Linked DNA regions of Homo sapiens: region 1 is linked to region 2. A link is an interaction called in ENCODE POLR2A ChIA-PET data of the cell type or tissue named here. Cell type or tissue: A673. All regions are shown on one strand. Links, peaks and the distances in the headings refer to the core of each region. The heading gives the core; the rest is flanking DNA. Region 1 has its middle 41 kb from the start of TRAF6. Region 2 has its middle 16 kb from the start of FJX1.

What was found. ChIA-PET counts read pairs that join two places held together with the same protein. Peaks named below come from ENCODE experiments on the same cell type or tissue, not always from the same donor. Only the 100,000 strongest peaks of a DNase experiment are listed, where the experiment ranks them.
Region 1: POLR2A ChIA-PET joins it to region 2 with 5 read pairs; 1 of 35 experiments calls an interaction of 5 or more read pairs at or near these places.

The regions. Positions count from the first base shown.
Region 1 is chr11:36,467,992-36,470,806 of GRCh38, reverse strand. No RefSeq gene overlaps it. Among named protein-coding and RNA genes, the nearest start is that of TRAF6, 41 kb to the left of the region's middle. In A673, for the core only: a CTCF peak has its summit at 1,558 (motif pointing left); DNase peaks (open chromatin) are centred at 816 and 1,546.
Region 2 is chr11:35,601,274-35,604,088 of GRCh38, reverse strand. No RefSeq gene overlaps it. Among named protein-coding and RNA genes, the nearest start is that of FJX1, 16 kb to the left of the region's middle. In A673, for the core only: no CTCF peak of the experiment used is centred there; a DNase peak (open chromatin) is centred at 1,498; H3K27ac peaks cover 1,102 bases.

The sequences.
Region 1 (2,815 bases), core at 198-2,697, 870 kb before region 2:
CTTAGGAGTCAGCCAACAACTTGAGGGGAACTTGTGTGCATACTTCTCATTCAGCCCTTCCTATCATTTTACCTTCAAACTCCAGCAGCTCTGCAAGCTTTAAACTCTCCTCTTAGCCTAGTTAGACTGCTGCTTTCTGCTGTTTACTCCCTTGTACCCTCACCCACTCCAGGGACTCGGGGAAATCCTCTCAGGGGAAAAGCCAGGAAGAATGTGGAGCTTTCCTCATGTTTCCTTTCTCTTGGGGATCACAGTCTCTCAGGTCCTGCCTGCACTGGATGTTCTCCAGTTCCTTTGAACAGTTCCTTTATATATTTTGCCCTGCTTTCCTAATTATTTTATAAGGACAATTAATCTGATACAAGCCATTCCCATATGGCCAGAACCAGAAGCCTAATGCGATTTCCACTTATTGAACCCTTCTCAAAACGGCTCTAGACTAGGCAGCAAAAGTTTCTGTTGGCAGGCAAATGACTTAATCCTTACTTCAGCCTACAGAGAATGAAATGACCTCATAAGTTGGACCACAAACAAAGCTATCTGAGATATTTGACTGATATCAGACTGAAATTTAAGCACTTGTTAAGAGTTAAGAGTTATGCAGTCCTGAGAATATAAAAGAATTCAGAAGTCTATTTGGTTCAAGGTATTTACATGGCTTAGGATGTCTCTCAAAAGTCATTAGACCTAGGCTAGAATCACCAAGGAAATGAAAAGCCAATCTAATGAGTGACTTAGTGAGAAATGCATACTGCTGAAGGTAACTGAAGAACTAGGCAATTGTACGATACAGGAACAAGGGCTCCGAGGTCACTTCTTTTAAGCTATGAAGTCATTGACTAAGCAACCACAAATAGGACCCAGTGTCTCTTGGGGACTCACACAAGGATCAAGTATGCTCCACCTATAAACTCAAGAATGCTGAGAAGCAACCACCAAAATTACTGGAAGGGATATAGTTTTCTTAGGTGGGGGGAAAAGAAGCCACTCAATGTCTGCAGCTCTGGGTCTCACACCCAAAGGAAATTTCTGGTAGTGATTTGCCTTGGTTACCTGGAATGGTTATTATCTTCTTTAGTGGATATTTTTTCAACCCTGGTTCATCAGTCAGGGGCTAGTCAGAGGACAAAGGCCACATCAAGTATTTTAACAGACAGAATTTAATATAAAGAATTATTAATCAAAAATTGGACAAATAAAATGGCAAAGAGGGGACCCAGAGGAATCACAGAGGTGGTAACTACAGGAAGCAACTACCACCCTTAGAACTGGGGAAACAAAAAGCAGTGTTAGGGGTTATTGAAATTTAAAAAGTTAGAGGAGGGGCCCCAGAGGGCTTCAGAATTCTGAGGAGGGGTCCCAGGCTGGACAGTGCTTGTATCTCTAAGGGGAGATGTTGAGGCTGGTTCTGGGAATGTGGATAAACTGCAAACAGTAACTCAACACTGCTGCTGGACCCAGCTGTCTATGCTAGGTGATGTGGACAAAGACAGGATGAGCCCAACTCCTCTCCCTCCACCAGTCCCCCAGGCTCCCTCTAGCGCCCTCCATTGGCAGAACCTACCAGGGACCCAGCTGACAAAGCAGCAATGTGGTTTGCAGAATCCCAGCCACAGCATCACAAAAAAAGGAAAAGGCTCGAAACTGAGAGACAATATCTCACCAACACTTCAGGAAGGTTTAGATTTAAGGGTAGAAATATTACAACTCCACTTTAAAATGTATAATTGAGAATTAATTTAGACTTGTGATTTTTTTAATGGTGACATCTAAGTTTAAGTAGAGTATAAAAACATTTAAGAGCACCTAGATTTATCTTTTAAGTTAAATTTATTCACTTCTATAAGAGTTTAAAATTTGGGATGATTTTGCTTGTGGTCAGAAAAACCAAAGTACTTAAAAAATAAATACATTAAATTTCTAAATCTGTTTTAAAATGTTTGAAGTGCTAAGCTATGCTTGTAAATAAGAGCAAGCATTATTGAAACACTCCTCCAAAATTATTGCCAAGATCTGCTAGACTTATAAAATAGAATAATATTTGTAAGCTGAATTTAAAAGCATAAAAAAGTTTAAGCTTTGCATCTGAAATGGAATATTGATTCTAAAGACAAAATTATGTTTATTAAATTAAATATAAACTTATTAAATTATTACTTTAAAGACAAATTTTAACATAAGTTTTTTTTTAAAAGCCCCGAAATCTTTTCTACATAAGAAATTTACTGTCCAGGATACCAGAGTCCCTACGCCATGAGGTTTTCTAGAAATGACTGCAGAAAAGCAAGAGATGCAGCTTTGTTCCTCAGCTTTTCTAGAAACGCTGGAACATCTCTTACCTTGTAGCAAGCTGAGCAGATTCTGCCCCTGGCTTAGCTATTCTTCATTTTCTATCAGGCTAGGGTACCTCCTAGAATAGAAAGGGATGACCACTGGACTTGTGGTGAACCTGGGGTCAAGTCCAAGCTCCATTGCTTAAAAGACCCAAGGCTCAGTTTGCTCATCTGCAAAATGAGGGTGACACCTGCCTTGCAAGGTTGTTGTGAGGAACAGCCTAGTACTCGGCCCTCATGCTAGATTCCTGAATGCAGAGAGGGTTAGGACAAGGAGGCTCTTGCCTGAGTTCACTGGCCTGGGACACTCCCTCTTCCTGGCAGGAGAGCTTCTTCAAAGAGATGGCTCTTTGATTGCTTCAAAGAGCAAACAACAGGTGCTCTCACTGTCCTCAGGACTGTCAGATCCCAAAGCAATCTCTTACCACAGACAGAAAGAGGGCAGGCCAAGAAAATGAGCTGGCTCTGGAGCAAAACATCCC
Region 2 (2,815 bases), core at 139-2,638:
TCTCGGCTCACTGCAGGCTCCGCCTCCCGAGTTCACGCGATTCTCCTACCTCAGCCTTCCCAGTAGCTGGGACTATAGGCGCCCGCGACCACGCCCGGCTATTTTTTTTTGTATTTTTTAAGTAGAGACGGGGTTTCGCCGTGTTAGCCAGGACGGTCTCGATCTCCTGACCTCGTGATCCGCCCGTCTTGGCCTCCCAAAGTGCTGGGATTACAGGCGTGAGCCACCGCGCCTGGCCTTAAGCATCCTTTCTTTTAGGTTCAGGCTGAACTCCTTTAGAAGTCTAATTAGGTCCTCGGTTAGGGCAGTATTTCTCATATTATTCCCTTGACCTGGGGTGTTCTTATCCCAGCCTTAGGGAATTAAGGCCTTTCTAAGGTCTGGGCCATTTCTGGATGCCTCATTGGGTCACTTAAGTCTTGTTTTTTTTTTTTTTTTTAAACTATAAGAATCTCACTTCCAGATTGGTTAAACAATATAGGAGATAGATTTAAGGTACAAGTACCTAGAAGGTCTTCTGGGTTGGGTTGATTTAAGGGCTCACCAATGTCATCCAGCGCTAGTTTCTTTCAAGCTTCCTGTTATGCTTTTCATACAGCAGCAGCCTGGCTTCCTCATGGTGGCAAAATGGATGCAGCAGTTCCAGCCTTTACTTACACATTATCTAGAAGGAGATAGAGAAATATTTTTTGCCCCTAGAAGTTCCTTGAAAAAGCTCAGGTCCGTTCTCACCCATTCAAATTGCGTCTCATGCTGATACTTGACTGAATCCCTTTGACTGGAGAATGTTGATTGGCTTAGGTTATCTGAGCAAAGCATACTTATGGGGGCAGTGGTGGTGGGATCACCATATCTCACCCATATGGCAGATACACAATGCGGGTGTGTGTGGAGGGGATATTAGGTAGCTGTCAGGCTCTAGTTTAGGATAATAAAGCAGGCATGACTGGTGTTTGTAGGTGTATGGGGGAGTGGATAAAGTTGAAGTAGGAAATTATCCAAGAGGGGTAGAAGATTTCCCAAACAGAAGCAAGACAGTGAGTGGGCTCTAGGCTGGGGGCTGTAGAGGAGAATAATCATGAGAGTGCCTGAGAAAACTGGGCATGTAAAACCAAAGTCCTGAAGTGCTAGACAAGGGGCCTCCAGGATTTTATGTGGTTTTGTGGGAGTGAATCAGTGAAGGAGACACTTTCAAAGCCTTTCAGTCTTTCAAAGGCTGTCTTGGCATGACAAGACAGGGAGCTGGGGAGTGGCACCCCATGGCAGCATGGAGCGGCAGCAGCAGACATGTGGAGGGCCACAGACCCAGAGGGGCTCTGGTGTCATTGAACAAGTTCGTTTATTTGTAGCACTTGGAGTGCATGACACAGAGGGCATTCTCAATCGTTGTTACAAGAAGTATTTTTAATTTTAGTTGCTAGGAAGTAGTGAGAAGCAGTAACAGCAAAAGAAACAGGAGGCCAAGTGATTCCGGAAGCATCCTGGTGGGAAAGTGGCAGTTTGACAAACCTCTTTTCTGGGCTCTATAAGCCCCAGAGAAGAGAAGTCTCTAGAGTGCAGTAACTGAACTTCCTTCCAATCTCGTGTATGGGAGTTTGAGCAGCTTCCATTTTATTAGAGAAATAAAGACCTATAGCATTACTTGTGTTGCAAGAGCATGGAACAGCTCATATCTATAGAACTGTAAAATTACACACACACACATATGTGACACACATCTCACTCTAGCCTTACAACACCCTACAAGTTAGTCATTAACAGAGAAGGCAGCTCAATACCTCCAGCTTGGAGGTATTAAGTCCGTGGCAAGGTCCAAAGCTAGAATATGGTGGAGTTGGTCTTTGCATCCAACATCCAGCTCCCACCTCCCTCTTCCTTTCTCACAGACCCTAAATTTGACCAGTTATCCCACTCTCCCCCATGAAGCTATGTGCTTTAAGGAATATGTGCTCACCCTCACCTCCAAAGGAAAGGCTGCCTTTTCCCCTGATCTAATTTTGACCATTAGAAATCTGCTGATGAGATTCTGAGAAAAGTGTTCTCACTTCTGAGGGAGTGCTATGGGAGGAGTTTCCTTCATCTTCCTCTGGTTTTATTGCATCTGGATGGGACATTTGCAACTGCTGCACAGCCATTTGCCACCAAATCTGAGGGTGAGGTCAATACCCAAGATTGAAGTGCAGGGATGGAGAGAATCTGGGTCCTTTAGGATTGGACTGAGTCACTAAATAACCCATCCTAGAAGCCTACAGCAGCAGAAACTGCGACTTGCTTTTCCAGTGGGCATTCTATTCTCCTTTAGTAACACCAAATCTATATTGATAAGTATAGTAATGTACCCAGATATAAAACCACATTTTCTAGATTTCCTTGTCAATGGAAGTTATGTGGCTTTTTGCCCTAACTTTCTTTACTTTCCTGCTTCTTGGAAGGTGGGCATGATGGCTAGAATAATGGCAGCCAATATGTGACCATGAAGCTAACTTGAGAATACAAGTCGTATACTGAAGATGGTAGTGCTGAGAGTGTGGGTCCTGCCATACCAGCTATTGAATGTTTTTCTCTGGGCTTCTTTTATGTGAGAGAAATACAGCACTTTCTCTATGTAAGCTAGCAATTTCTAACTTACATAAGCTACTGTTACTTAATGTTTTCTTTTATATGCAGCTTGGTTTAATCCCAACGGAGAAGCCTATATATTTCTGAATTTCCTGTGGGTGAGAACTAATTTTCTTAATGTATAAACTGTTTGGAATTGGAGTTGCTTTCATATGCAATCAATAACATCCTAATTGTTTCCTCATTGAAACCCATA